Regions from separate parts of the Homo sapiens genome. Here region 1 is linked to region 2. Evidence: chromatin loops called from intact Hi-C (ENCODE). Cell type or tissue: B cell. All regions are shown on one strand. Each heading gives the region's core, and the rest is flanking DNA. Links, peaks and the distances in the headings are about the cores only. Region 1 holds the start of ZNF730 (zinc finger protein 730). Region 2 holds the start of ZNF724 (zinc finger protein 724).

The links. Peaks named below come from ENCODE experiments on the same cell type or tissue, not always from the same donor. Only the 100,000 strongest peaks of a DNase experiment are listed, where the experiment ranks them.
Region 1: it touches region 2 in a loop (14-fold over the local background); 5 of 110 quality-filtered maps call a loop at or near these places.

The regions. Positions count from the first base shown.
Region 1 is chr19:23,109,200-23,124,777 of GRCh38, forward strand. It overlaps ZNF730 (zinc finger protein 730), which reads left to right and starts at 7,826. Exons shown (of 4, transcript NM_001277403.2): 1 at 7,826-7,977. The coding sequence starts at 7,975. It also overlaps the pseudogene BNIP3P37. In B cell, for the core only: a CTCF peak has its summit at 7,248; a DNase peak (open chromatin) is centred at 7,772; H3K4me3 peaks cover 1,281 bases; H3K27ac peaks cover 720 bases.
Region 2 is chr19:23,241,821-23,257,398 of GRCh38, forward strand. It overlaps ZNF724 (zinc finger protein 724), which reads right to left and starts at 8,574. Exons shown (of 4, transcript NM_001355404.2): 1 at 8,420-8,574. The coding sequence starts at 8,422. It also overlaps the pseudogene IPO5P1. RefSeq lists an enhancer at 8,195-8,484 and a silencer at 8,615-8,674. In B cell, for the core only: no CTCF peak of the experiment used is centred there; a DNase peak (open chromatin) is centred at 8,641; H3K4me3 peaks cover 1,726 bases; H3K27ac peaks cover 711 bases.

The DNA of each region.
Region 1 (15,578 bases), core at 3,632-11,631, 130 kb before region 2:
TAAATGTTATTAATGTTTATTTCAAAATGTATGAAATTTCCTTTTTTTTGAGACGGAGTCTTGCTCTGTCACCAGGCTGGAGTGCAGTGGTGCAATCTTGGCTCACTGCAACCCCGCCTCCCAGGTTCAAGTGATTCTCCTGCCTCAGTCTCTCAAGTAGCTGGGACTACAGGCACACACCACCACGCCCAGCTAATTTTTTTTTTCCTTTTTTTTCTTTTTTTTTTGAGGCGGAGTCTCCATCTGTCACCCAGGCTGGAGTGCAGTTGTGAGATGTCGACTCACTGCAGCCTCTGCCTCCAGGGTTCAAGTGATTCTCCTGCCTCAGCCTCCCGAGTAGCTGGGATTACAGGCGCCACACCCAGCTAATTTTTGTATTTTTAGTAGAGATGGGGTTTCACCAGGTTGGTCAGGCTGGTTTTGAACTCCTGACCTGACCTGGTTTTGAATTCCTGAGCCCGCCTCAGGCTCCCCAAGTGCTGGGATTACAGGTGTGAGCCACTGCGCCTAGCCTAATTTTTGTATTTTTAGTAAAGACAAGGTTTCACCATGTTGGCCAGTATGGTCTTGATATTTTGACCTTGTGATCCACCCGCCTTGGCCTCCCAAAGTGCTGAGATTACAGGCGTGAGCCACCGTGCCCAGCCAATGTATGAAATTTCTAAAAATCTAATTTATCTGAGTATATCTAATTGTCATAATTATGGTTATTATGACAAATTATTGTAGGCTGAAGACATAATCGATTTCTTTTATTTGTTTCTTTATAACCATTTTTTTTTTTAAGACGGAGTTTCACTTTTGTTGCCCAGGCTAGGGTGCAGTGGTGTGATCTTGGCTCACAGCAACCTGCACCTCCCAGGTTCAAGCGATTCTCCTGCCTCAGCCTCCCAAGTAGCTGAGATTACAGGCATGCACCACCATGCCTGGCTAATTTTTGTATTTTTAGTAGAGAAGGGGTTTCACCATGTTGATCAGGCTGGATGGTCTCGAACTTCTGACCTTGGGTGATCCACCCGCCTTGGCCTCCCAAAGTGCTGGGATTACAGGCATGAGCCACCGTGTCTGGCCTCTTTATAACCATTTTTTTTTTTAAGACGGAGTTTCACTTTTGTTGCCCAGGCTAGGGTGCAGTGGTGTGATCTTGGCTCACAGCAACCTCCACCTCCCAGGTTCAAGCGATTCTCCTGCCTCAGCCTCCCAAGTAGCTGAGATTACAGGCATGCACCACCATGCCTGGCTAATTTTTGTATTTTTAGTAGAGAAGGGGTTTCACCATGTTGATCAGGCTGGATGGTCTCGAACTTCTGACCTTGGGTGATCCACCCGCCTTGGCCTCCCAAAGTGCTGGGATTACAGGCATGAGCCACCGTGTCTGGCCTCTTTATAACCATTTTAAGTCATTTCCACAGTTAATGGTCTAATTCTAATGCAGTTTCTCAAAACTCCAAAAGCTTGCAAAATTGTAAAATATAGTGTCTTTAAGGAGGTTTATGAAAGTATGGGTAAAGTCGAGTATAGGTTTCTGATCAGTTTGGGATTAATTGTTTGGACTGGGTAAGGACTCTGAGAATCCTAATGAAGAGATTGATTCTTATAAAACTGCTAACCCAAGCAAAACAAAGATTAATTAAATATTAGAAAAATATTCTGCCACATATTGTGTTAAATCAGCCAGTACTGAAGTTTTTTAGACATGCCATTTGAATGAACTCTGTGGCCTAAGTCAAATTACCTATGATAACCCCTCAGTTTTCAGTGCTGTGCACCTAAATTGTAGAAACCTGGTATTTAAGAGGACAAATTTAATGTTAAGTGTGGACTCTTGGAGAACCTAGACAGCCAACAGCTACTTGTTCATTCCTGAGTTCTTAAAGCTTCCATTATTAACAGCTCTGCATTCCATTACTCATCACAGAAGAGATAAAATAATCTAAATTAAATATAAATTAAGTTTGTGGTGACTCTTCTAAATTACTAAAATAGGTTAAGACCAATTTTTTTTGTCAAGCATATAATCCCAATAAGACAATCAAAACTTCTTGTACATTTCTGCTACCTGATGAGCCATTTAAACATTTATACAGAAATTTTATTTAATTGTCATTTTAATGCATGTTTTCTTGTATAAAAGTTTTCTCATGCAAGAGGGTTGATGTTATAACAGTAACTAAAAGGATATTAGGATACATGTTTTCTCATATCTTCAGTGATAAAGATACTTATTTCTCTAGACAAGTTGTAAAACTGTTAAACAAGATATTAGGCTGGGCATGGTGGCTTATGCCTGTAATCCCAGCAGTTTTGGAGGCTGAGGTGGGTGGAACACTTGAGGTCAGGAGTTCAAGACCAGCCTGATCAACATAGTGAAACCCCGTCTCTACTAAAAATTACAAAAAATTAGCCGGGCATGGTGGTGCATGCCTGTAGTCCCAGCTACTCGGGAGGCTGAGGCAGGAGAATTGCTTGAACCCAGGAGGCGGAGGTTTCAGTGAGCCGACATCACACCACTGCACTCCAGTCTGGAGATAGAACAAGACTCCGTCTCAAAAAAAAAAAAAGATAGATACAGTAGTATTGAGCAAAACTAACTAAATTGACTGGATTGCTTTTGTAATTGCAGATTGATGACATATCAGATCCATTTAGAGTGGAAAAAATATGTTGGCCATTTAAAAATAGTCATTGGAAGGCCTATGCACCTAAGAGAACCTCATGTATCTTCTGCTACTGAAGTCTAATATTACTAAATTCAAAAAGGCTTTAATGCATTATGACAAAGCATATGAAGAAAGCCTTAAGGTGAAGAAAGCCTTAATAGTCTACTGACTGTGGACAGTAAAACCCTTTATTATCTAGAACCCAGAGATTGAGTCTGCCTGCCATGTACACTGAAGCAAGACATCAAGACTTTGAAAGCTGGGTTGATAATCTCACAACTTAGAAGGGCCCCTCCAGACTCTTTAATTGTAAACCCATAGGAGATCTTAAAGCTAACCAGAAAGATTTCTCCTAAAAAGCAGATGGATATCTTTATGTAGATAGCTTTTTTAATAAGATCAAAAATCAAGACACATTTGCTATCATGATACTCTTAGTTAAGTTTGTTTATGGCTCTACAAACAATAGAAATTTAAAAAGCATCTTTTGTGTGCACTCATTGGGTATACTTATATGTAGAGAATTTTGCAGCCAACGTGTGAAAAAACATAACATCTTTTATAGGTAAAAAATGAAAGGCAGGCCAGGCACGGTGGCTAATGCCTGTAATCCCAACACTTTGGGAGGCTGAGGTGGGCAGATCATGAGGTCAGGAGTTTGAGACCAGCCTGACCAACATAGTGAAACCCCATCTCTACTAAAAATACAAAAATTAGTCAGCGTGGTGGTGCACTCCTGTAATCCCAGCTACTCGTGGGAGACTGGGGCACGAGAATCGCTTAAACCCGGGAGGTGGAAGTTGCAGTGAGCTGAAATCGCGCCACTACCCTCCAGGCTGGGCTACAGAGCGAGACTTCGTCTCAAAAAAATAGAAGAAAAAAAAAAAAAAACTGGAAGGCCAATATGGGTGAGAAATTTTAATGGGACATTTGTTGTCTCATCAGAAACAGAATGTGTGTCCACTGCTCTTAACCTATTTCACAAGTTAAAGAGAACTTATTCAAAATAGGTTAAAGAGCATTGCCAGGGTGCCATTACTTTTCTAAATGGGCATCCTTTGATAGGTCTTTTTTCCCCCTGGTTTAGAGTAAATGAGGCAATGGTTAGAAATGTATCCCCTATCATAGGGCTTTATAGCAGATTGCACTGTAAAGGCTATGGTTACACAATAGACTTTAAATTTTTTGCTAAAGTTGTGCTGAATCATATAATTTCTTTGGATTACTTACTGTATAAACAGAAGTGTCTGCAGTTGCTAATTCTTGTAGTTGCACATGGAGAAATACATTGGGTATTACAGAGATGCAGTTGTAGGGGATTAATGAACAGGCTGTTTGGTTAAAATAAGTAGACTATAGCTAATTATTTGATCTATGTAATGTTAGTTGGTGGTTCATGAGGACCCTGGTTAAAAAGCACGCTTCAAACTCTTCGTATTATCCTCCTGGTAGTCAAAATAGTAGTCTCCCTGCTGCATTGTATTCTCAAAAGTTAGAAATGTTTTCATGCAATCACCTGTAGAATATAAAATTGTCTCTCACTAACTGGAATGACAGAAACTCAAAGACATATGTAACTATGATGAAACCATAACCTAGGAATGACATAAGAACAAAGACCCTAAATAATGGAAACAGTGGTACTAAGGCCCTGAGTTTTGGTTACACTGTGCACTGTTGAAAATTTTTTGAACAAAATTATTAGAGGCCATCATTCTGGACTGAGCTTGTGCACTAGGTCCAAACAGACAAAATCAAACTGAAAATTTAAGGAAATAGGTAGATTCTGTAGGTTTTGTTTTTCTTCTGTAAACAGCAGATCTTAACACAAGGGGTTTCCCTCTACTCAAACCTTTAAAAATAATAATAAAATAATAACCTGAATTTCTTGATTCCACTTTACAAAACCCATAGTTCTGCTATTTCACAGTGGAATCTGAGACTAAGTACATTTTTGATGGTGACAGTGTTATCAATGTCTAAAGTTTTGGTCTATCAAAATTTAGAAGATGACCAAAAAAGGAGAAATTGTTTAATTATACCCTAAATCTACCCCCTTTCATGTTTAAGTTTGGTCAATAAGTTTTTTTGTTGTTTTGTTTTGTTTACATAGTAAACTGAAACCTAACTGAATGTGTAAATAGACTGTACTCATTTTTGTACCAACAACTGTGTTTTGGCCAATAAAAGGATGTCAAATGTTCAAACCATGTTTAAATAAGGAAAATCCCAAGCTGTAATCAATCTAGCTGTTCCTGTATTTCACTTCTATTTTCTGATGTCACCTTGCTTCTTCTGTCCATAAATCTTTCACCATCATGTTGCTGTGCTGGAGTATTTCAGAGCCTACTTTGGATCCACAGGCTACTCAATTTGCAAATCCCTCTTTGCCCAATAAAACTCTGTTAAATTTAGTTTATCTAAAGTTGTTTTTCTTTTTCTTTTCTTTTTTTTTTTTTTTTTTTGAGACGGAGTCTCGCTTTGTCACCCAGGCTGGAGTGCAGTGGAGCGATCTCGGCTCACTGCAAGCTCCGCCTCCCGGGTTCTCGCCATTCTCCTGCCTCAGCCTCCCCAGTAGTTGGGAATACAGGCGCCCGCCATCACACCCGGCTAATTTTTTTATTTTTATTTATTTTTATTTTTATTTTATTTATTTTTATTTATTTTTATTTTTAGTAGAGACGGAGTTTCACCGTGTTAGCCAGGATGGTCTCGATCTCCTGACTTCATGATCCGCCCGCCTCGGCCTCCCAAGTGCTGGGATTACAGGCGTGAGCCACCATGCCCGGCCCTAAAGTTGTTTTTCTTTTAGAAGTTTTCAAATGTATTCTCTGATCAAAAATGAATAATCTGTTGTTGGGCTTTGATTTTCTAAACTCATCCCTCAGCTATTTTTCCAAATTATTCTATGTCCTTTCAAAATGTTTCTGCAATTTTTTTGAGATGGGGTCTCATTCTATCACCCAGGCTGGAGTGTAGTGGTGTAATCAATTATGGCTTACTGCGGCTTTTACCTTCCATACTCAAGCCATCCTCCTGCCCTAGTCACAGAGTACCTCGGACTACAGGCATGCAACATCATGCTTGGCTAATTTTTTTTCATGAAGACAGGATTTTACTATGTCGCCCACGCTGTGTTTGAACTGCTGAGCTCAAGTTATTCTCCCATCTCAGCCTCACAAAGTGCTAAGATTACAGGTGTGAACCACCATGTGCTTCTGCAATTTCTTGACAGGATTATTTCCAATAATAAACAGTACTATGTGGGCACAAATCTAAAAAAAAAAAAAACTGTCTTCTTTTGCAGAAGTGTCACTCTCCAGAATTTCAAGGGTCTGTGGCAGTTACTCTAGTAATATAGTTTGATCTATGGAGGTGCCTGAGCTTTGGAGTCAGAATTTATCCTGAGGTTCAGCCCAGCCAATTAGTAGCTTTGGGTCTTTGGACAAGTTTCTTCATGTGAAAGAGTTGTATAAACCACATATGCAAAAAAGGCAGAATGATACTAATTGCAGAAATTGCAGCAATTTTTCATCCCTCCTATATCCTTTGCCACGTGCTTTTTTACAGCCGTTCCCATTGAGATATGGAATCTGTTTTCCAGACCCTAGATACGGCTGACCTTATTTCCTCAGGTCAGTAGAAACCTGTGAACATGACCGTGTGCCAGTTTGGGGCCTAGGCTCAAATGGTCTTGAATGCTTCTGCTTTTCTTTCAGAATGCTGCCCTCTCCATGAACAAAGCACATGTTAGCCAGCTGGAGGATAACATAACATGGTGGGTGGGGAAGAGAAGCAAAGTGCCTCTGTTGACAGAAGCAGAAGCTCACCCCCAGAAGCAGAAGCTTACCCCCAGAAGCACAGCTTCCTAGTCAAGAAGCAGTTGTTGATACATGTCTGAAGGAGCTCAGCTGGGACCAGAAGAATGGCCCCAGTGAGCCCAGCCTAAATGGCTGACCATCTCAATTATTACCTAATAAGTTTTGGATGGTTGGTTATGCTGCAATAGCTAACTAATACATGCACCCAGTGCAGATAGGTGCCATGATTTAATGACAGGTTGATTACTAGTTACCTTCTAACAGTGGGCTCCATAAAGGTACTAATATTTTCCCCTGATTTAAAGTTAGATGTGTTGTAAGATAATGTTGAGTAACGCTGCAATACATGTAGATATGTATGCATGTGATTGGTCCTTAGTCCCCGCACGCACAGGAGAAAACGTAAAACTACATCCTGACACTTAGGGCCAAGGCCAAATAGCAAAATAATTTTGCCTTTAATCTGTTTTCTTCATATCTAACATTGGAGGTCCAGACTGTGGACAGATCTGAAGACATAGAGTTTTCTTCCCCTGTGGCCCCATCATCCTTTGTTCAGTGTCTGATCTCTGGAAGAAAGGTGGTCACCAGATAGTGATCTACCTGTGGTTATTCTGCTTTTTCTTTTCTTTTCTTTTCTTTTCTTTCTTTCTTTCCTTTCTTTCCTTATTTCTTTTCTTTCTCTCTTTTCTTTCTTTCTTTTTCTCTCTCTCTTTCTCTCCTCCTCCCTTCCTCCTTTCCTTCCTTCCTTTCATCTCACTCTGTCACCAGGCTGGAGTTCAGTGGTACGATCTCGGCTCATTGCAACCTCCACCTCCTGGGTTCAAGCGATTCCCCTGCCTTAGCCTCCCGAGTAGCTGGGATTACAGGCGCGCGCCACTACTCCCAGCTACTTTTTTTTTTTTTTTTTTTTGTATTTTTAGTAGAGACGGGGTTTCACTTGTTGGCCAGGCTGGTCTCAAACTCCTGACCTCAGATGATCCACCCGCCTCGGCCCCCCAAAGTGCTGGGATTACAGGCGTGAGCCACCGCGCCCGGTCTATGTTCTTTTGATTTGTGAATATTCATATAGCGTATTATTTATAAATACATATGATCTTACACAAAAGGTTAAAGTCAGTACCCTCTGGGGTGGGCCTGTCTCAGTTCAGGGAGGAAGTCCTGCCCGAAAAGGCTGCAGCCTACGCTGTCACTCTTCATTCAGTCCAGCATCTGATCACATCTGTCACTCAGGGCCTGAGGGGGCGGGGCCTTAAACGTTATCCAATCGGGGACACTGGGCGGGGGGCCGTCCAATCAGGCCCGCAGCTGGAGCAGACAGGGCGGCTTCCGGGATTTGGCGCGGCCTTTGTTTCTCGCTGCCGCCGAAGCTCCAATTTTCGTCTGTCTGCTTTGTGTCCTCTGCACGTAGAAGCCCAGCCTGTGTGGCCCTGCGACCTGCGGGTATTGGGAGATCCACAGCTAAGACGCCAGGGCCCCCTGGAAGCCTAGAAATGGTGAGAGTGCCGGTCCGACATCCCGAGAGAGGGAACGGGGCTGGTTGGAACCGGTGGGAAGCGGCTGTGGCGGGACCCAGGCCTCCCCGCAGTCAGCTTCACAATCTGCGCCCAGAGTTCTTGCCCAGCTCGGCCTCAGTCCCCTTCAGCCATACGATGGCGGCCGCGCTGACAGCCGGGGCCCCGGCGTCCTGTCTCTTCCCTGCACTGTGACTGTGCCCTGCCCTGGAGCCCTCTCTGGGCAGCTCTGCACCCGCAGCGCTGCGTCTCTCCCAGATTATGCAGGAACCAGAGAGGATCGTCAGAGGAGAATCCTGACTCGGGCTGCGGGTTCATGAATGGGAAGAGCTTTGGTCTGTGGCGTTCCCAATTCCTCTTTCCTTCTGTTAAAAATTTATGGGAGTCATCACCAAAATATTAAAGAATTTAATTAAAGAATGATTCTAAAATTGTAGAGCACCCAGTTATGGGGTGTAGCTTGTTATCCATGGGACGGGCTTGAAGGAAAGACTTTCATAAGATGCATGATGCAAAAACCCAAATTCAGTAATCGGTTAGGTACAGTTACATAGTTTCTAAATTTGCACCTTGAGCGTACAAATTTTCTGGTTATGTAATCAGAGCTTAATAGGCAGTTTATAGTTTGTTACGCCTAAATTTTGTTTTCCTTAATGTAGTAATTTACAAAAAAATACATTTGAGTTACATTTTTTTTTAAAGTAGGAATCCAGGCATCGCAGCCACGTACCTCGAATTGCCTGTCACTTAACTATTTTCACACTCCACAGGAGACTGATCTTCTGCATTTTTTTTTCATGTTTCTCAAACGGGGTCTCAAGTCTACCCCTCAACCCCCATTCCTCCAGCCTAACTCTGTCTTGCAGTAAAATACTAAATTTCCAGTTTCTTCTGATTATCCCAAATGCCAACTTTCCCTCTCTAATTCACATTATTATCTGTTTGTCCTTTAGGGTACATTTTTGATACTGTATTTTAATTATTTTTTTACAAACCATTGGGTGGGACATTTAAAAAGATTTGTTTTCTGTTTGTAAATATCGCCCATGAAAATAAACCAAAACTAATTCCCTGACACTGTATTGTAAAAAAATCTCTGTGCCTCTTTTTCTTTTGTCTCCCCTAGGCACAGAGATCTTGTGAAAGTGTTTTGGGGTCAAGTTTGTTTTTTGTTTTTTTTTTTTGTTTTTTTAATTTTTATGGGATGATGTATTCTCAGCCACCCTTTAGTTTTTTCCTGGTCCTGGTTTTCAGTACTGGCTGTGAATAAACCAGGGTACACACCATGGCTATGTCTGCTAGAGTGTTTGATGATTATTAGCTTCTGGGTCATTTTCTCTCACAGGACAACAAGAGGTATGAAGTGTAGTCTCTCAAGAGAGCAGGTGGATGCCCTGGGGCTAAGAGGAATCTCCTGGTGTCTTTGAAAAGCTAACCACTTCAGACATTAACATTGTCTTCACCCAACCTAGCTTCCCTTTCTTAGAGACACATTGCGGGTCAGCCAATCTTATGCGGGTATTGAGGGAAAAACAGAAGTGATTTCTGCCCCTCGGATTCTCTGAGATTCATGGAAAAAATAGTATCCAAATGGCAGATTTTACCTATTCTTTTATTTGGTAGCATTCTACAACCAAATGTTGTAGATAATGGGTGAGTTACAAGATTTATGAAATCATCGGTTGTTATTTTTGCAGGGTAAATTTGTGACAGTGAATATCTCTGTTCTCTATCCTGTTATCTTAATTTCTGAGTTTAATGCTAAATTTTATAAAAAGAAAAAGAATCATCTGCAAACAGAGATTGTTTTAATTTCCTCTCTTCCTGTTTGGATGTGTTTTATTTCTTTCTCTTGCCTGAATGCTCTGGCCAGGACTTCCAATTTTATGTTGAATAGTGGGGGTGAGAGAAGGCATTCTTGCTCCAGTTTTCAAGAAGGAATGTTTCCAGCTTGTGTCCATTCAGTATGTTGGCTGTGGGTTTGTCATAGATAACTCATTATTTTGAACTATTTGCCTTCAATGCCAAGTTTGTTGAGGGTGTTAAACATGAAGGATATTAACTTTTATTGAAAACTTTTTCTGTATCGAAATAATTTTGTGGTTTTTATCTGTAGTTTGTTTATCTGATTAATCAAACATATTGATTTGTGTATGTTGAACAAACCTTGCATCCCAGGGATACAACCTACTTGATCATAGTGGATTAGCTTTTTAATGTGCTGCTGGATTTGGTTTGCTAGTATTTTGTTGAAGATTTTTACATCAGTGTTCATCAAGGATATTAGCCTGAAGTTTCCTTTTTTTGTTTTATCTCTGCCAGATTTTGGTATTAGAATGATGCTGTTGCCAGGAGCAGTGGCTCACGCCATCTCAGCACTTTGGGAGGCTGAGGTGGGTGGATCAGGAGGTCAAGAGATGGAGATGATCTTGGCCAACATGGTGAAACCCTGTCTCTACTAAAAATACAAAAAGTAGCTGGGTGTGGTGGTGCACACCTGTAATCCCAGCTGCTCGGGAGGCTGAGGTAGGAGAATCACTTGAACCTAGGAGGCAGAGGTTGCAGTGAGCCAAGATCGCGCCACTGCACTCCAGCCTGGCGACAGAATGAGACTCCGTCTCAAAAATAAATAAATAAATAAATAAAAAGAATGATGCTGCTTTTATATAATGAGTTGGGGAGGAGTCCCTTCTTCTCAATTTTTTAAAATAGTTTTGTAAGATATAATACTTGTTTTTCTTTGTACATTTGTTAGAATTCAGCTGTGAATCTGTCTGGTCCTGGACTCACTTTCTTTCTTTTTTTTTTTTTTTTTTCTCAGGCAGAGCCTCGCTCTGTTGCCCAGGCTGAAATGCAGTGGTGGGATTTCGGCTCACTGCAACCTCCACCTCCCAGGTTCAAGCAGTTCTCCTGCCTCAGCCTCCCAAGTAGCCAGGACTACAGGCGGGTGCCACCATGACCGGCTAATTTTTGTATTTGTAGTAGAGACAGTATTTCACCATGTTGGCCAGGCTGGTCTCGAACTCCTAACCTCAGGTGATCCTCCCACCTCGGCTTCCCAAAGTGCTGGGATTACAGGCATGAGCCAGCACAACTGGCTGGTCCTGGGCTTTCTTTTGGTTGGTAGGCTGTTTACTACTATTTCAATTTTGGAGCTTGTTATTGGTCTATTCACTGATTCATTTTGTTGTTTTTGTTCAGTTATGGGAAGATGGATTTTTCCAGAAATTTATCCATTTTTTTTTTTTAGATTTTCTAGTTTTCACAGAGAAGTTTGTAGTAGACTTCAGTACTTATTCATATTTTTGTGGGGTCAGTGGTAATGTCGCTTTTGTCATTTCTAATTGTGTTTATTTGGTTCTTCTTTTTTCACTAATCTTATTAGTGGTTTATTAATCTTATTAACTTTGTTATAAGATAATAAGATAAGTGGTTATTATCTTATTAAATTTTTCAAAAGATTTAACTCAATAGATTTCTTATTTGTATGACTTTTCATGTCTAAATCTCCATCAGTTCAGATCTTCTTGTCTTCTGCTAGCTTAGGAGTTGGTTTTCTCTTGCTTCTTTCATTCTTTTATTTATGATGTTAGGTTGTTATATTGACCTCTTTCTAACTTTCTGATGTGAGCATCAAAAAGTGCTATACATTTCCCTCTTACCACTGTCTTAGCCATGTTGCAGAGATTCTAGTATGTTGTATCTTTGTTCCCATTTGTTTCAAAAAACTGCTTAATTTCTACCTTAATTTCATTATTTATTCAAAAGTCATTCACATGCAGATTCTTTAATTTCCATGTAATTGTATAATTTCAAGTAGTTTTCTTTGTGTTGAATTATATATTTATCAAGCTGTGGCCTAAGAATGTGTTTGGTATGATTTGGGTATTATTAAATTTGCTGATAATTGTTTTATTTCTGATTGTGTGGTCAGTTTTAGAGTATTTGACACGTGGTGGTGAGAAGAGTGTATACTGTGTAGATTTCAGATGGAGAGTGTTGTAGATGTCTATTAGGACTATTTGGTCAAGCATTTAGTTCTGATATCTTTGTTAATTTTCTGCCTCAGTGATCTGTCTAATAGTGTCCATGGGGTGTTGTAGGAGTCAGAATCTAAATCTCTTCATAGTTCTCTAAGAACTTTGTGTGTGTGTGTGTGTGTATGACAGAGTCTTGCTCTGTTGCCCAGGCTAGAGTGTAGTGGCACGATCTCGGCTCACTGCAACCTCCGCCTCCCAGGTTCAAGAGATTCTCCTGCTGCTTCAGCCTCCTGAGTAGCTGGGATTACAGGAGTGTGCCACCATGCCTGGCTAATTTTTGTATTTTCAGTAGAGACCAGGTTTCACCATGTTGGTCAGGCTGGTCTTGAACTCCTGACCTCGTGATCCACCTGCCTCAGCCTCCCAAAGTGCTGAGATTACAGGCGTGAGCTGCCATGCCCAGCAGAACTTGTTTTATTCATGTGCGTGCATGGATTTTTAATAACATATTTTTTCTGTCTGCTTTTTTTCATAAACATTCTTTCAAGTGCATACCGTATGCCCAAGGCTACAGCTTAGATGTCTGCATCCAGTGTCTACTGAAGTTCAGATGTCCAGTGTTCAAGAACATGTCCAGAGACTTGGCTGTTGTAGAAAAAAGTATAAATTAAAGATAAGAGGCTTTATTCTCTTACGTGAAAGTAAGGGAGGATATTTTGTTCATCTCTCTTTTTTTAAAACATTTAGATTACACGTAGATAGTTTTCTCTGCTTTTTAGAAATATATGTAAATCATAGTAACAGCTATATAAACCTTTTGTTATTCTTTCTGACTCAGAATTGTCTTCATCTAGGACCTCAGAACCATTGCTTTGTTTTTGCTTTGGCAAAGGTTTTTTTTTGTTTTTGTTTATTTTCATTTTTAGTCTTTTAAAGTAGACACAAATTTGTTTAAAGCTTTTTTTTTTTTTTTTTTTTTTTTTTTAGACAGAGTTTCACTCTTGTCGCCCAGGCTGGAATACAATGGCACGATCTTGGCTCCTTGCAACCTCCACCTCCCAGTTCAAATGATTTTCCTGCCTCAGCCATTCAAGTAGCTGGGATTACAGGCTCCTGCCACCACCCTTGACTAATTTTTTTATATTTTTAGTAGAGACTGAGTTTTGCCATACTGGCCAGGCTAGTCTCAAACTCCTGACCTCAGGTGATCCTCCTGCCTTGGCCTCCCAAAGTGCTGGGATTACAAGCGTGAGCCACCACATCGGGCCGTTTAAAGCTTATTTTAAGAGCACACAAAAGTTGAGCACAAAGATAAGATTAAATTTAGCAACACAGAATGATAAAGAATAAAAAAGATACTGAGTAAACTTTTTTGACAGAAAACTGATTATCCAAGGTAATTATCTCATATTTGCAGGCTAAAGTACTTACACTGCAAAGGCAAGAACAGTTCAGTTTATTCACTAAATAGTGGAATCTGTAGGTGGACTTTGGTTTCTGTTACTTCAGAACAATTAGTATAGTTAGGTGTAGTGTTTGTAGACAACTTGCATTCACACAAATTAACATTTTGTATAATAGTATGAATATAAGGCTACAATATTTGAATAAATCCCTTTAGTCATTTTAATATTGTTATTTATACTCTTGAAATATAAAGTGTTTTAACTGAATTATGGTTATAGATATTTTTAAAGTTCTACATACATTATGACAAGTACATTAAAATTATTTATACTTAGATATTTATATCTAATATCCAAAGAAAATTCACTACAAAATTGTTACAGTTGTTATTAGTTTGACATGCTTATTAATTTATCCAATAGGATAATTATAGGTAAGCATTGTTTTAGTGTCTTTCATTTCACTGAATTTGAATGCTGCTTTTACAGGACAAATAAACATAATGGGCTATGTGACCACCCAAAACCATAATAGCTCTTCAGTTAGCTATGTTGCAAGCTCAAATATATTCCACTGTATAACAAAGTCAGATTCCAGTTTTTCATCAAAAAGTGCTGGTGAAAATTGTCAGATGTATTCCAATATAGATCCCCAATTCACTGGTTAGGAGATGGGAGAGCAGCAGACATGAAAAAGAAACCTTATAGGCCAGACACGGTGGCTCACGCCTGTAATCCCAGCACTTTGGGAGGCCAAGGCAGGTGGATCACGAGGTCGGGAGATCAAGACCATCCTGGCTAACATGGTGAAACCCCGTCTCTACTAAAAACTACAAAAAATTAGCCAGGAGTGGTGGCGGGCACCTGTAGTCCCAGCTACTTGGGAGGCTGAGGCAGGAGAATGGCCTGAACCCAAGAGGTGGAGCTTTCAGTGAGCCGAGATCGTGCCACTGCATTCCAGCCTAGGCAACACAGCGAGACTCCAAGACTCCATCTCAAAAAAAAAAAAAAAAGAAACCTTATAAAATTCTGCTGAGAACATGCCTTTTTTTTTCATAATGCTCATGTTTCTCATGCTGAGAGTAGCCATGCATTTTGAGTGTTTCAAGAAAAATTCCTTTTGGGGGACTATCTTCTGGCCAAGTTGATCAGTCTTACATCTAATCTGAGTTTTTTCTTAAGATGCTTTTAGCTTATTTTTTCTTTCAATATAATCTTGCTCAGATTGAGAGCTGTTTTTCTCTCCAATGCTTTGGGTGTCTGTTTCAGAAACCCTATTAGTATCCCATGGTCTCTGTGAATGAGGTGGGTTGTCACAGGGAGAATATTCTTGGAGTTATCTCTATCTGGATTCATGCTGGAAATCTAGCAGTACTTTTTTTTTTATGTCACCCTTATAAATAGAAACTGAGGGTGAAATACTGCTCCCATTCCCATTACTGTGAAGGTGCAGTTCTACCCAGGAGGCCTGCAGTCTCCTCTCCCTGCAGCGCAGGCTCCACTCTCTGATGTGACACTAGAGTACTGCTGTGGCATTGGGGTTCATGTAAGATGTGAACCAGCAGCTTTGAGCTGTGTGTTGTGGGCTGTGTTTCAGTGGAAGTTGGTAGGCGTAAAGAGAGGACACTGGCCACTAGGAGAACGCAAGCAGGGTGCTGCATGTTCTACATTCTGTGAGAGGTTCCGAGAGTAAATAGAATCTGATGGCCAAATCTGTAAATGTAAACAAGCATCTTAGGAGTGAAAGATCAAGGCTACAAAGTATCCAGAGCCATAACCACAACTATACCTACCAGTAAAATGCAAGACTGGAATACAGTATTGTTGTCCTTCCTCTTACTGAAGAGCTAGAATCAGGACAGGTGATCCAGGTTCTGGAGCTCGACCAGAGCAGTTCCATTTTTTATTTAGAATCAGCCTGAGTCTCTCCTGCCTGGCTTATCATTGGGCAATCAACCCAGGGTAACTGGGAACCCTCTCACAATTACCTAGCCATCTTTGAAACATTTGAGAATATCCAGAGCAGAATTTTATCAGGCTGACAAGAGTGGTTAATGCTACTTCTTTCTCAGTGTAAAAGAAATGAGTCATTCTGTGTTTGTTCCTCCCTCATACAAGAGATAATTTTGGTTGGTACTCAGATGATAGTTTCCCCAGTTTTCTTGTACTTGGGTGAAAAACAAGGAAGAGGTCTAGA
Region 2 (15,578 bases), core at 5,095-13,094:
CACAAGATAAGGATGCCTTTTCTTACCGCTCTTATTCAACAGAGAATTGGAAGTCCTGGCTAGAGAAATCAGGCAAGAGAAAGAAAGAAAATGCACCCAAACAGGAAGGGAGGAAATCAAACTATCCCTGTTTTCAGATGACATGATTCAGTATCTAGAAAACCCTAGTTTTGGCAGAAATGCTCTATAAACTGACAACTTCTGCAAAGTTTCAAAATACAAAACAAAGGTGCAGAAATAAGTAGCACCTCTATACATCAACATACAAGCCAAAAGCCAAATCAAAAACACAATCACATTCAAAAATGCCACAAAAAGAATAAGGTATCTAGGAATACAGCTAACCAGGGAAGTGAAAGATCTCTACGACAACAATTACAAAACACTGCTCAAAGAAGTCAGAGATGACACAAACAAATGCAAACTATTTGATGGTCATGGACAGAGAAGATCAATATCATTAAAATGGCCATACTGACCAGGCATGATGACTCACGCCTATAATCCCAGAACTTTGGGAGGCTGAGGCAGGCAGATTGCCTGAGCTCAGGAGTTTGAGACCAGTCAGGACAACATAAAGAAACCCAATTTCTACAAAAAAAATACTAAAAGAAAAATTAGCTGGGCACGGTGGCGTGTAATCCCAGCACTTTGGGAGGCTGAGTCGGGTGGATCACGAGGTCAGGAGTTTGAGACCAGCCTGGCCAACATGGTGAAACCCCCTCTCTACTAAAAACACAAAAATTAGCTGGGCTTGGTGGCACGTACCTGTAATCCCAGCTACTTGGGAGGCTGAGGCAGGAGAATCACTTGAACCCAGAAGGCAGAGGTTGCAGTGAGCCAAGATCACGCCATTGCACTCCAGCCTGGGTGACAGAGCGAGACTCCGTCTGAAAAAAGAAAAAGTAATAATAATAATAATAATAATAATAATACAGGCCGGGCGTGGTGGCTCACACCTGTAATCCCAGCACTTTGGGAGGCTGAAGCGGGTGGATCATCTGAGGTCAGGAGTTTGAGACCAGCCTGACCAACATGATGAAACTCCAGCTCTACTAAAAATACAAAATTAGCCAGGTGTGGTGGCACATGCCTGTAATCTCAGCTACTAGGGAGGCTGAGGCAGGAGAATAGCTTGAACTCGGAAGGCGGAAGTTGCAGTGAGCCAAGATCGTGCCATTGCACTCCAGCCTGGGCAACAAGAGCAAAACTCCATCTCAAAAAAAAAAAAAAAAAAAGAAAGAAAGAAAGAAAGAAAATATAATATGTAAATATCATGGAATACTGTATGACCATAAAAAAGGAACAAGATCATTTCATTTGCAGTCACATGGATGAAATTGAAGCCCATTATTCTTAGACAACTAATGCAGAAAGGCCAGCCATGGTGGCCCACACCTGTAATCCAAGTACTTTTGGAGGCAAGGAGGGCAGCTTCCTTGAGGTCAGGAGCTCCAGACCAGCCTGGCCAACATGGTGAAACGCCGTCTCTACCAAAAATACAAAAACTAGCCAGGCGTGGTGGCTTGCCTGTAATCCCAGCTATTCAGGAGGCTGAGGCAGGAGAATCACTTGAACCTGGGAGGCAGAGGTTGCAGTGAGCTGAGATCGCGCCACTGCACTCCAGCCTGAGTGACAGAGCGAGAGTCCATCTCAAAAAAAAAAAAAAAAAAAAAAAAAAGGTAAACTGATGCAGAAAGAGAAAAACAAATGCACTATCTCATTTATAAGTAAGAGCTAAATAATAAGAACCCATGGATGCAAAGAGGGGAAAAACAGACACAGGCCTAGTTGAGGTTGGCAGGACAAAGACCTGTTTGGGCCGGGCGCGGTGGCTCATTCCTGTAATACCAGCACTTTTGGAGGCTGAGTTGGGCAGATCACCTGAGGTCAGGAGTTCGAGACCAGCCTGGTCCACATGATGAAACCTCGTCTCTACTAAAAATATAAAAATTAGCCGGGCATGGTGGCAGGCACCTGTAATCCCAACTACTTGGGAGGCTGATGCAGGAGAATCACTTGAACCCAGGAAGCGGAGGCTGCAGTGAGCCGAGATCATACCATTGCACTCCAGCCTGGACAACAAGAGTGAAACTCCATCTCAAAAAAAAAAAAAATTAAATTAAATAAATAAAAAAAAAAAAATACCTGTTTGGTGCTATGCTTAGTATCTTGGTGAAAAAATAATCTACATCAAACTTTCATGACACAATCTTACCTATGTAATAAACCTGCATGTGTACCTCTGAACTAAAATTAAAAGTTGAAAGGAAAAAACTCGACGGGTGGGGGTAAGTGCAATATGTAAACTGAAAGATTGGTTTGTGCTATTTATTTCTGGGTCCATGCAGGCACGTGAGATTATGAACAAGTGGCCCAGAACCCTAAGTTGGTGGGGAGAACAGGTTGCTGCTGCAGATTCGGTGTCTGGGGAACAGGAATATGCCGGGAGACTCGTAGACACTTTTGAAGGATTTTTGCAAGAAATGCTAAATCAAAAATGCTGTGGTGAAGTTCCTGAGGGTGGTGCCTTGTCCTGAGAGGGGTGTGGATGCATCAGTGTCTAGTGGGCATGATTGTGAGTCGGTGGGAATCCTGTGGTGGCAACTGTGGAAAGAGAAGGTCTGTCATCAGAGATTCTTTCCTCTAAGTTTTCAGTCCTCTCTCACTCTAAGAGAAGACCTGGAATCAGAAAACAATGGGCAGTGTGACAGCCAGTACATAGGAGCAGAGCCTCCCATTCCCAGACACTCAGTTTTATTCCAGGCTAGACCTTTTATGGTATTTTTATTCTGGCACAAAATCTATAGAGTTTGCTGAACACCAAGCAACTCTCCAACACCAATTCTTTATCTAACATTTAAATTCTGACACCACCCAGAGTCAGCACAGATGCTGATTCAGGGCTTGGTCTCAAAATATTGTTCTTACTACAGTTGCCAGTAACAAACCCCATGGGCCCATTTATGCTTCTAAATTATGAGCCCATTATGAGCTACTGTTTAAAAATTCAGGACTCCCATAAACTTGCTCAAGTTCAATAACTTAATAGTGCTATACACAGTACTTAGAAAAACACTGTAGTTATGTTGACCGGATTATTATAAAAGATACAACCCAGGAAAAGTCAAATGAAAGAAATGTGTAAGACAAAGAAAAGAGGTGGGGAGAGATGAAGCACGTAGGTAATCCTGGTAAATGGCTATAATTAATAAAATTCTCCATCTTTTGTGTGCTCCAGAAACAGTTTATGGAAAGAAACACACATCCCATTATGACTTAGATGATGCACTCTTTTCTTACCTATCACATAGCCAGACATAGATTCTGCCCATTTTCTTCTTATTCTCTTAGAAAACCCAGCTGAATTTGTCTTCAGTGGTCAAAATAAAATACTACTTAATCAAACAAGTTTATCTCCTTCCCACAGCTCCTGAACTTTTGAGCTACCCTCAGTCTAAGCCAACATACAACCCCATTATATGCTCCTCCTAAGAACATTCTCTGATTTAGCCAGGTGCGGTGGCTCACGCCTGTAATCCCAGCACTTTGGGAGGCCAAGGCAGGTGGATCACGAGGTCAGGAGATCGAGACCATCCTGGCTAATATGGGGAAACCCCATCTCTATTAAAAATACAAAAAATTAGCCAGGCGTGGTGGCGGGCGCCAGTAGTCCCAGCTACTCAGGAGGCTGAGGCAAGAGAATGGCGTGAACCCAGGAGGCGGGGCTTGCAGTGAGCAGAGATCGCGCCACTGCACTCCAGACCTGGGCAGCAGAGCAAGACTCCATCTCAAAAAAAAAAAAAATTATCTGATTTAGAATCTGATTTTTTCACCCTTCATTTGCCATTCCCCTCCCACCTTGTTTCTCATCTTGGTTGCTCCTTAATATGAAAAAAACCCACCCTTGTCTGCCTAACCTTTGAGATCCTTAAAGACCTTATAATTGGTACTTCCTCCTGTTCCAATACTCCTTTGGAACTTAATTTTTTAAATATAAATCTAACTTTATATTTAAAAGTCTAGAAACGCCTCAAAGCAAGAACAACTTTATCTTCAGTAAGATCCTTTCAGTCCCATTCCATCTTAACTGCATCTGTCTGTGGGTCCTCAGCTTTCCATGGCTCTATAGCTTCTCTTCAGATAAAAGGCTTCTTCCATGGCTGGAGTGAGCAGGCTAGGAAATCTGCAGGGGAGGCTCCCCAGGAAGAACTAACTGGGCCTTTAATAACCTTCTTTTGCAGGATCAATATGAGCCTTTAGCTTGGAGTCACTGGGCTCAAGCTTTACTTTTCCAGTAAGAGTTATTCACTCAGGTTTTGAAACTCAGTGTTTGAAAAATCAAGTAAAATTACTCAAACACAGTGCTCATATAAAAGAAAAAAAATTTAAGGTGCTTAAGTTTTATACCTCAATAAGAAAAGCAAAAGAATCTAAACTTTCTTTCAGACAATAAATACTTTATTATCTCCATTATAAATCATGTAGTAAACAATTAGTCATATGGGGACACCTCTAGGAGGTACCAAGTTTTGTCTTATAAAATTTAGCATCGGCCGGGCGCAGTGGATCACACCTGTAATCTCAGCACTTTGGGAGGCCGAGGCGGGCAGATCACGAGGTCAGGAGTTCAAGAACAGCCTGGCCAACCTGGTGAAACACTGTCTCTACTAAAAATACAAAAATTAGCTGGGCGTGGTGGCATGCACCTGTAATCCCAGGTACGCTGGAGGCTGAGAGAGGAGAATTGCTTAAACCCGGAGTCGGAGGTTGCAGTGAGCCAAGATCGCACCATTGCACTCCAGCCTGGGCGACAGAGCAAGACTCTGTCTCAGGGGAAAAAAAAAAAAGAATTAGCATTAAACTCATACATCAAGATTACAGGATATAGAACAGAGATATTCACTCTCAGAAATTTACCCTGCAATAAGAGGAACTGATGTTTTTATCAATCTATGTAACTCAGCAATTATCTACCACATTTTCTTGTGAACATGTATTCATTTTCTACAGCCAAAATGGAAGAGAAATTTTCCTTATTCTTTTCCTTGATAGCTCTCTAAAAGCTAATGCTTGAAATTGTGTTTGAAAACACTCAGGCAAAAAAACACACCTGAGAAGGCTGGGCACGGTGACTCACGCCTGTAATCCCAGCACTTTGGGAGGCCGAGGTGGGCGGATCACCTGAGGTCAGGAGTTCAAGACCAGCCTGGCCAACATGGCGAAACCCCGTGTCTACTAAAAATACAAAAATTAGCTGGGCATGGTGGTGTGCACCTGTAATCCCAGCTACTCAGGAGGCTGAGGAAGGAGAATCGCTTGAACCTGGTAGTCAGAGGCTGCAGTGAGCTGAGAACATGCCACTGCACTCCAGCCTTGGCAACAAAATGAGTGAGACTCCATTTCAAAAAATAAAAAATGTACCTGAGAAAATTTCTAAACTCACAGTGGGGAAAAAAAAGTAAATGAGAATTTTTAACAATGGAATATATGAGTAGGTATTTTTTGAAACCTGTCTATTTTATGTTTTTGTAAATATTTTCTCACCTTTCAAGCTCTACTAATAAAATACAATTTACAGTTTAAAAGAGTCAATATAAGTGAACAAATCTTTTCAAGGTGACAAAACAAAGGAGTGGCAGTGCTGATTAGAAAACAGATGTGTCTGACTCATTCGTCAAGTCAGGCCATCCAATCCCTGGAGAGATTTTCCCACCCCATCCTGCTCACTTAAGTGTCCAATGACCACCTTCTCAGGAGACACTGCATTACGCCCCAATGAGTGCCCCAAGTGCATTTTACTTGGCAAGTTCTTGTACTAGCTCACTGAGATGAGGTTTTTATCTGTCTTTGGGGATACAATTTTTTTTCACAAATCTTGGAGAATCCAGCTGGCAGAAATTATTTCTGTTTTCCCCTCAATACCAGCGTCTGATCGCTGACCAGCAATATGTCTCCAAGAAATGGAAAATGGCTTGGATAAAAACAATCTTAATGTCTCAAAGGGTTAGCTTTTCAAAGGAAGAATACACCAGGAGATCCCTCTAAGCCCCAGGGCATTCACCTTCTTCTTGAGAGGCTACACTCCATACCTCAGCTTGTTCTATAAGAGAAAATGACCCAAGAGCTGATATTAACTCTAGCAGATAGACATGGTGGGTATCTTGGTTTATTCAGATAGTACAGGACCAGGAAAAAACTAAAGGGTAGCTGAGGACACATCACCCCATAAAGTTTACAAAAAACACTGACCCCCAAAGCATTATGATCTCTGTGCTTAGGGAAGATAAAAGAAAAAGAGGCACAGATATTTTTTAAAATACAGTGTCAGGGGATTACTCTTTGCTTTCTTCTCATGGAAAATATTTAAAAACAGAAAACAAATTTTTAAAATGTTTTCAATGTGTTGTCAGTAAATAATTAAAATACAGTATGAAAAATATACACTAAAGGACAAATAGTTCATAATGTGAATTAGGGAAAGAAAGTTGACAGTTCCTTGAAGTAAAGTACTAAATTTTCAGTTCTCGAGATTGTCAGAACTGGAAATTTAGTATGTATTTTTACTTCAAGCCAGAGTTAGGCTGGAGGTAAGGAGAACTGGGGGATACACGGGAGACCCTGCTTGGAACACACGTAAAAAATGCGGGGAAAATCAGTCCTCTGTGGAGTGTGAAAATAGTTAAGTGCCAGGCAATTAGTCTGAGGTGGAAATCTAGGCCCTGGATTCTTGCTTTGAAAAAAAATCTAACTCAAATGCATTTTTTTTTTTTTTGTAAATTACTACATTAGAGGAAACAAAATTCAGGCTTAACCGACTATAAACTGTCAATTAAGCTCCAATTACACAACCAGGAAATTTGTACGTTCAAGGTGGAAAATAAGAAACTGAGGCAGGGAGCACTGACTCATGCCTGTAATCCTACCACTTAGGGAGGCTGAGGCCGGTGGATCACCTGAGGTCAAAAGGTCGAGACCAGCCTGGCCAACATACTGAAACTCTGTCTCTACTAAAAATACAAAAATTAGCCGGGCATGGTGGTGGGCGCCTGTAATTCCAGCTACTTGGGAGGCTGAGGCAGGAGAATCACTTGAACCCGGGAGGTGGAGGTTGCAGATCGTGCCACTGCACTCCAGCTTGGGCGTCAGTGCAGGACTCCGTCTCAAAAAAACAAAACAAACAAACAAACAAAAAAAACTAAGAAGAAGAAAAGAGGAGAGAAACAAACAAACAAAGACAGGAAGACAGAAAGAATATAACTGTACCTAACCAATTATTGAATTTGGGATTTTTGCATCATGCACCTTATCAAAGTCCTTCAAGCCCCTCTTATAAACCAAAAACTACAACCCATAGGGGTGCTCTAAAATTTTTGAACCACTCTTTGATTAAATTATTTAATATTTTTGCAGAGACTGCCTTTTTTTTTTTTTTTTCTAGACAGAGTCTTCTTACTCTGTCGCCCAGGCTGGAGTGCAGTGGCGCGATCTTGGCTCACTGCAACCTCCTCCCAGGTTCAAGCGATTGTCCCGCCTCAGCCTCCCGAGTGGCTGGGATTACAAGCATGCGCCACTATGCCCGGCTTTTTTTTTTTGAGACAGAGTCAAGCTCTGTCACCCAAGCTGGACAGCAAATGGCGTCAGCTCGCCTCACTGCAACCTCCGCCTCCCGGGTTCAAGCGATTTTTCTGCGTCAGCCTCCTGAGTAGCTGGGATTACAGGACCGCGCCACCACGCCCGGCTAATTTTTTGTATTTCTAGTAGAAACGGGGGTTTCACCATGTTGGTCAGGCTGGTCTCGAACTCCTGACCTCGTAATCCGCCCACCTCGGCCTCCCAAAGTGCTAGCATTATAGGCGCAGGCCACTGTGCCAGACTAATTTTTATATTTTTAGTAGAGATGGGGTTTCGCCATGTTGGCCAGGCTGGTCTCGAACTCCTGGCCTCGGGTGATCCGCCCGCCTCGGCCTCTCGAAGTGCTGGGATTACAGGCGTGAACCAAAGCGCCCGGCCTGCCATAAATTTTTAATAGGGGGAAAGATGAACTGGAAACGCAGCGGACTAAAGCCCTTCCCATTCATGAACCCGCTCCCCGAGTCAGGATTCTCCCCTGACTACCCTCCCTTGGTCCCTGCACAATCTGGGAGAGACGCTGCGCTGCGGGAGCAGAGCTGCCCAGAGAGGGCTCCAGGTCAGGGCACAGTCACTGGGCGGGGAAGAGACAAGACGCCCGGGGGCCGGCTGTCAGCGAAGCCGCCATCTTATGGCTGAAGGGGACTGAGGCCCAGCTGGGCAAGGAGAACTCAGGGCGCAGTTTGTGGAGATGACTGCGGGGAGGCCCGAGTCCGCCACAGCCACTTCCCACAGGTTTCAACCAGCCCCTCCCTCTCTCTCCGGATGTCGGAGCCGCCACTCTCACCATTTCTAGGCTTCCAGGGGAGGCCCTGGCGTCTTAGCTGTGGATCTCCCAATGCTTGCAGGTCAGAGGGCCACAGAGGCTGGGCCTCTAAGAGCAGGGGACACAAAGCAGGGAAGACGAGACCAAGCGCTCCAGCTGCAGCGAGAGACAAAGGCCCCGCCAAATCCCGGAAGCCGCCCTGTCCGCTCCAGTTGCGTGCCTGATTGGACGGTCCCCAGCTCAGGGTCCCTGATTGGAAAACGTCTAAGGCCCAGCCCCTTCAGGCCTTAAGTGACAGAAGACCTGACCAAACGCTGGACTGAATGAAGAAAGAGTGACAGCCTAAGCTGCAGCGTTTTCAGGCAGGGCTTCCTCCCTGAGCTTAGCCCACCCCGGAGGGTATTTGCATTTGACCTCGTGTATGAGGTTTCATGTATTTATAAATAACATACTATACGGCTATTCACAAATGAAAAATATATAATAACAATAATTTTAAAATTTCAGTTTTTATGATCTTCCTGGCTTCTGGCATTTGAGCAAGCAGCCTGAGACTTTTTTAAAAAGGCAATCCTCTGAAATAAAATATAAGCCACATGTGAATTTTGAATTTTCTAGTAGCCAACTTTAAAAAGAAACAAGAAAAAGGTGGAGTTGATTGTAACAATTTAACTTACCCAATATATCCAAAATATTATCAGTTTAATATGTGAGCAATAATTATATATGTATATACATGTATATGTATGTATATATGTATATATGTGTGTATATATGTATATATGTATGTGTGTATATATGTATATATATGTGTGTGTGTATATATATATACATATATATATATATATATATATATATATATATATATATCACTAAATCTTTGAAACTCACTCTGTATTTTACCATTCCAGCACATCGCAGTTTAGACCAGCGACATTCCAGGCACCCAGGAGCCACACGTGGCCAATAGCTGCCATATTGAAGTGCAGCTGCGATGTCAGCTGAGTGAAGGGCCTGGACATCAGAGGTGGGGGAAAGCCTCTTCCTACCAACATCTCTTCAGTTCCCAGGGTGGAACAGATAGTGGCCATAAAAGAGCAGAAGGCAGCAAGAATAAAATAACCACACATAGACCACTGCTGGCCACCTGTTGACCACCTTCCTTCCAGATTAAACAGTGAACAACAAGTGATGGGGTGACAGGAGAAGTAAACTCTATGTCTTCATATCTGTCCAGTCTTTTTTGAGACAGACTTTCACTCTTATTGCCCAGGCTGGAGTGCAGTGAAGTGCAATGGCAGGATCGCGGCTCACCACAACCTCCACCTCCCAGGTCCAAGCAATTCTCCTACCTCAGCCTCCCAAGTAGCTGGGATTACAGGCACGTGCCACCACACCCAGCTAATCTTTTGTATTTTTATTAGAGACAGGGTTTCTCCATGTTGGTCAGGCTGGTCTTGAACTCCCGACTTCCGGTGATCTGCCGGCTCCCACCTCCCAAAGTGCTGGAATTACAGACGTGACCCACCACGCCCGGCCTTTTTTTTTTTTTTTTGAGACAGACTTGCTCTGTCACCCAGGCTGGAGTGCAGTGGCACGATCTTGGCTCACTGCAACTTCCACCTCTTGGGTTCAAGCAATTCCCTGCCTCAGTCTCCTGAGTAGCTGACATTACAGGCGCCCACCACCACGCCGAGCTAATTTTTGTATTTTTAGTAGAGACAGAATTTCTCCATCTTGGCCAGGCTGGTCTTGAACTACCGACCTCATGATCCACCCGCCTCAGCCTCCCAAAGTGCTGGGATTACAGGCATGAGCCCAGCCTTGTCCACAGTCTTGACCTCCAATGTTTATATATGAAGAAAACAGATTAAAGGCAAACTTATTTTGCTATTTGACCTTGGCCCTAATGGTCAGGCTGTGGTTATCTGTTTTATTTTGTGGTGTGGGGGGGTCTGTGTAAGTACAAATCACATGCATAAATGTCTACGTGTATTTCTGCATTACTCAGCATTATCTTACAAGACATCCAACTTTCTTTTTATTTATTTATTTTGAGACAGAGTCTCACTCTGTTACCCAGGCTGGAGTGCAGCAGCGCAATGCGACCTTGGCTCACTGCAACCTCCACCTCCCGGGTTCAAGCTATTCTCCTACTTCTGCCTCCCCAGTAGCTGGGATTATGGGTGCGTGCCACCACGCCCAGCTGATTTTTTTTGTATTTTTAGTAGAGACAGTGTTTCACCATGTTAACCAGGATGGTCTTCATCTCCGGACCTCGTGATCTGCCCACCTCGGCCTCCCAAAGTGAGCCACCGTGCCCGGCCAAGACATCCAACTTTAAATCAGAAATAAAAAATTAGAGGCTGGGCACGGTGGTTCAGGCCTGTAATCCCAGCACTTTGGGAGGCAAGGCAGGTGGATCACGAGGTCAGAAGATCAAGACCATCCTGACTAACACGACGAAACCCCGTCTCTACTAAAAATACAAAAAATTAGCTGGGCGAGGTGGTGGGCGCCTGTAGTCCCAGCTACTCAGGAGGCTGAAGCAGGAGAATGGCGTGAACCCAGGAGGCGGAGCTTGCAGTGAGCCGAGATGGTGCCACTGCACTCCAGCCTGGGCGAGACTGTGAGACTCCATCTCAAAAAAAAAAAAAAAAAAAAAGTTTGTGACTTATGTATAATCTTTAATAAGGCGACTTTAAAATTATTGGTAAAGTAGTATCAGCAATGTCTTAAATATTGTTAGCATTTTGTTAACTTTTTTGAGATGTAGTCTCACTCTGCCGCTCAGGCTGGAGTGCAGTGGCGCGATCTTGGCTCACTGCAAGCTCCCCCTCCCGGGTTCAAGCAGTTCTCTGCCTCAGCCTCCCGAGTAGCTGGTATTACAGACGCCTGCCACCATGCCTGGCTAATTTTTGTATTTTTAGTAGAGACGGAGTTTCACCATCTTGGCCAGGCTGGTCTTGAACTCCCGACCTTGGGACCCACCCGCCTCGGCATCCCAAAGTGCTGGGATTACAGGTGTGAGCCACTGCGTCTGGAACATTTTTTTAATCAAGGGGTTTTTGGCCAGGCTCAGTGGCTCATGTCTATAATCCCAGCACTTTGGGAGGCCAAGGTGGGTGGATCACTTGAAGTCAGGAGTTCGAAACCAGACTGGACAACATGATGAAACCCTGTCTCTACTAAAAATACCAAAAGTTGGCCAGGTACCATTGTGCATGACTGTAATCCCAGCTACTCAGGAAGCTGAGGGAGGAGAATGGCTTTAACCCAGGAAGCAGAGGTTGCAGTGAGCCGAGATTGCACCACTGTACTCTACCCTCACTGACAGAGTGAGATTCTGTCTCAAAAAAAAATCAAGTGGTTTTATGATTCCTCCAACAATACTATAAGATTTGCCCTAAGGGTTACAAATGATAAAGCCCAGCACATGACAGAATAACCTTTGCTTGCATATGCTTATAAAATATTGTTGGCTTAATGAAAACAGCTAAATTGTACACTTTTGGTATAAACTTTTTTTTTTTTTTAGAATGGTATGAGGTCACAGGTTGGTTTAAGAGTGTGCCCTTTCTTAAGGATGATATGCATGGAAAGGCCAAAAGCAATTTCAGGATACCAAAAAAACTTCCCCTAATTGGCACTTTAACTAGTGAGGCTGGGGTGGAAGAGCTTTTCATTGACATTCCCCTTTATTTAACAATTTATTTAGTTGAATCAAATAAGGTACTCCTTTTACTTTTACAAAGCCCGGATGGCTTCTCTACCATCCAAGGAGGTAAGAAGTTAAACTGAGAGTTTTGATTGTTTTTGTTTTTTGAGATGGAATCTTGCTCTGTCACCCAGGCTGGAGTGCAGTTGCTTGATCTCGCCTTACTGCAGCCTCTGCCTCCCAGGTTCCAGCGATTCTCTTGCTTCAGCCTCCTGAGTAGCTGGGATTACAGATGCTCACCTCCACACCCAGCTAATTTGTGTATTTTTAGTAGGGACGGGGTTTCACCATTTTGGCTGGGCTGGTCTTGAACTCCTGACCTTAGGCGATCTGCCTCCCAAAGTGCTGGGATTACAGGGATGAGCCACCACGCCCAGCCAGCTGAGAGTTTTAATCCTCTATTACACAATTGGTTTCTCTGGCAATCAATCCTGGTCCTGAGGCTGTCCAGAAGCCTCCAGCCAGAAATCATCTCATTAACATACAAAAGATGCTTCTCTTTTCAGACATTCTAAAGATTTTAGGGGCTGCATACAAAGAAACTGAGACAAACTAAATACTGACATTGATAAGAGCCTCCAGACCTGGCTCAGCTCTGGCAGTCTCTGGAAAGCTTTGCTTTACTCACCTCCTTTTAATTAGAACCTACCCCCAATAACCCTGTGGACATTCTTTATAGCAGCGGCATGTTCTGGCATTTCACATCTTTGATATAATCTTGGTGTTTGTTGTTTACTTCCTTATACTTTTGTTCCGGGGAGCTATGTCTTGTTTACACTATATTCCCAGTGCCAATCACAGGCCTCAGCCCATGGCAGGTGCTCAATGAATAGTTGTTTAATCAATGCACAATGGCATTGTCTGTAAAAGGGAAGCAAGGAGTAGGTTAGAGCACAGTTTAGCTCAGCCACTTCCTATCTGGCTGACTTTGGGCAAGTTCCTGAATTTTTTCTTCTTTCAGTCACCTTGTCTGTGACACGAGGAATCATTAAACTTACCTACAGAGTTTCTGCTGATGAAGATTTAATGAGCAAAAATATCTAAATGGCTTTGAAACACTGGCTGGCACAGCAAGAGTGCTCCACACATCAACTGTGTCGACTAAGGGTCAAACTCTTTAAAATATTTGAAGAAATTTATTGAGTCAAATATGAGTGACCATGCCCCATGACACAGCCCTCAGAAGGTCCTGAGGACATGTGGCAAAGGTGTTCTTCAAAGTGTTCATTATTAAGGCATCCATCTCCCATAACTTCAATGCACTTTGCTAAACAATGCATTATTTCTGAGGACATCTGAATCTGTTTCTGTACCAATGGTCTTAATCAGAACATCACATAAATTGCCACATCTGTGTGAGATACTCAGGACCACGGACTCTCACACACTCCAGAAGAAAAGGCACGGATTCTGCTGCTGCCCCTCCAACACCATTGTGGAAATAAAATTTCAGTAAAGGGACCACCAGTTTGACAACCTGCTTGGTGTACTCCACAAAGCAGTCAAATCAGCTATGTGCTGCAAAAGGTCACTTTTTTTTTCTTTGAGATGGAGTCTCCCTGTCACCCAGGCTGGAGTGCAGTGGCGCAATCTCGGCTCACTGCAATCTCCGCCTACCTGGTTCAAGCGATTCTCCTGCCTCAGCCTCGTGGGTGGCTGGAACTACAGGCGCCTGCCACCACGCCCAGCTAATTTTTGTGTTTTAAGTAAGATGGGGGTTTCACCATGTTGGCCAGGCTGGTCTCGAACTCCTGACCTCAGGTATCCACTCGCCTCGGCCTCCCAAAGTGCTATGATTACAGGTGTGAGCCACCGAGCCTGGCCAAGGTCACAATTCTTCCTGTGAGCAGAGACCAGGTAACAGAAGAAAATCACATCACCTGTGTGAGTGGTGCAAAGACAATGTCCTCTGGTGCCAGGACCCAGGCATAAAAGTTACATCACCTGGATGTTGGACCCAGCAATATGTCACAATGGCCCAAGTAGGCAGAGACAGAAGAGTCAGATAATGTCAGTGCAGGGCCCAGCAATGTCACAAAGTCTCCTGCAGGCAAAACCTAAAAGAAGAGAAAAGTGCTGGGCATAGCAATATGCTACAATGTTCCTGTAAGCAGGGACCAGGCAGAAGAAGACAGTCACATCGCCTAGATGCTGGGCCTAGTGATATGTCAACCATCTTTTCTGTAATAAAGACCCAAGCAGGAGAAACACATCACCTGGTTGCTGGCCACAGAAATGTGCCACAATTTTCCCTGTAAGCAGGGTGCTGGCAAAAGAGGAGAGTCACATCTCCTAGGTAATAACTGTGACATACCTGTGCAGAAGTATGTCACAATGCCCCCTTCAGGAAGGGGCCAGGTAGAGAACTCCCGTCCCTTAGGTGTTGAGCCCAGTGTCACATTTGGGTATGTCACAATACCCAAATATGTGGGGCCTGAGAAAAAGAGGAGAGTCACATCACCAAGATGCTAGGCCAATGGTATGTCACAATTTCCCTGTGAGCAGAGACCAGGCAGGAGAAGAGTAACATTACCATGGTTATGGGCATTCAGTTATGTCACAAAGCCCCCTGTAGTCAAGGCCCAGGAAAATGTTACATCACTTGGGTGTTGAGCCCAGCAATATGTAATGATGTCTAATGTGACACATTGTGCTGCAATATGGCACAACATGCAGGACATAGGTTGGAGAGTCACATAACATGGGTACAGGATCCAGCAATATTTGACAATACCCAAAATTTGTGGTGTCCAAAAAGAAGAGTCACATCACTGAGATGCTGGGTCCAGTGACACATCACAATCTTCACTTTGGGTTGAACCAAGGCAGGAACATCAAACCACTCAGGTGTGTAACAAAGACATATGTCACAATCACACCTGCAGGAAGGTCCAGTAATTAAAAATCCTGCACATGTCCCAGTTCTAGGTATCAGAGTATGTTGGGTCTAAGTATGCTAGTGACAATCTCACCAACTGGATCTGTGCATGAGAGCTGAGAGCCTTCATCCCTTCCATGAACTGTTTGGCCCTAAGCCCAGGTAGGAGAGTCAACATGTCCCCCAGCCAATTAGGGACATGTTGACTATCCTACCTAGGCTTAGACAGGTAGAATTCTCACCTATGAACTGGATTTAGAAATAAGTCATTATTTCAACTCTAGCCAGATGTTCACATATGACAGTCACAATTTTAACTGTAGACTGTGTGTGTGTGTGAGATTCAGGGCCTCACCAGTGGGCTCTGTCCATGTGTGAGGGTGACAATTCTAACAGTTGGTGGGGAGTGTATATGAGAAACAATCTCATCTGTATGCTGAACCCTGTAATGACACTCTCTGTACCACAAGAGATTTATACAGTATGCAAGAAAGTGGCAATTCTTCATGACCTTTGTACAAGGAGACCCAGAATCATATTCATGACTCTAGGCCTAGCTGTTAAGAGACAGCATCTTGGGCTGG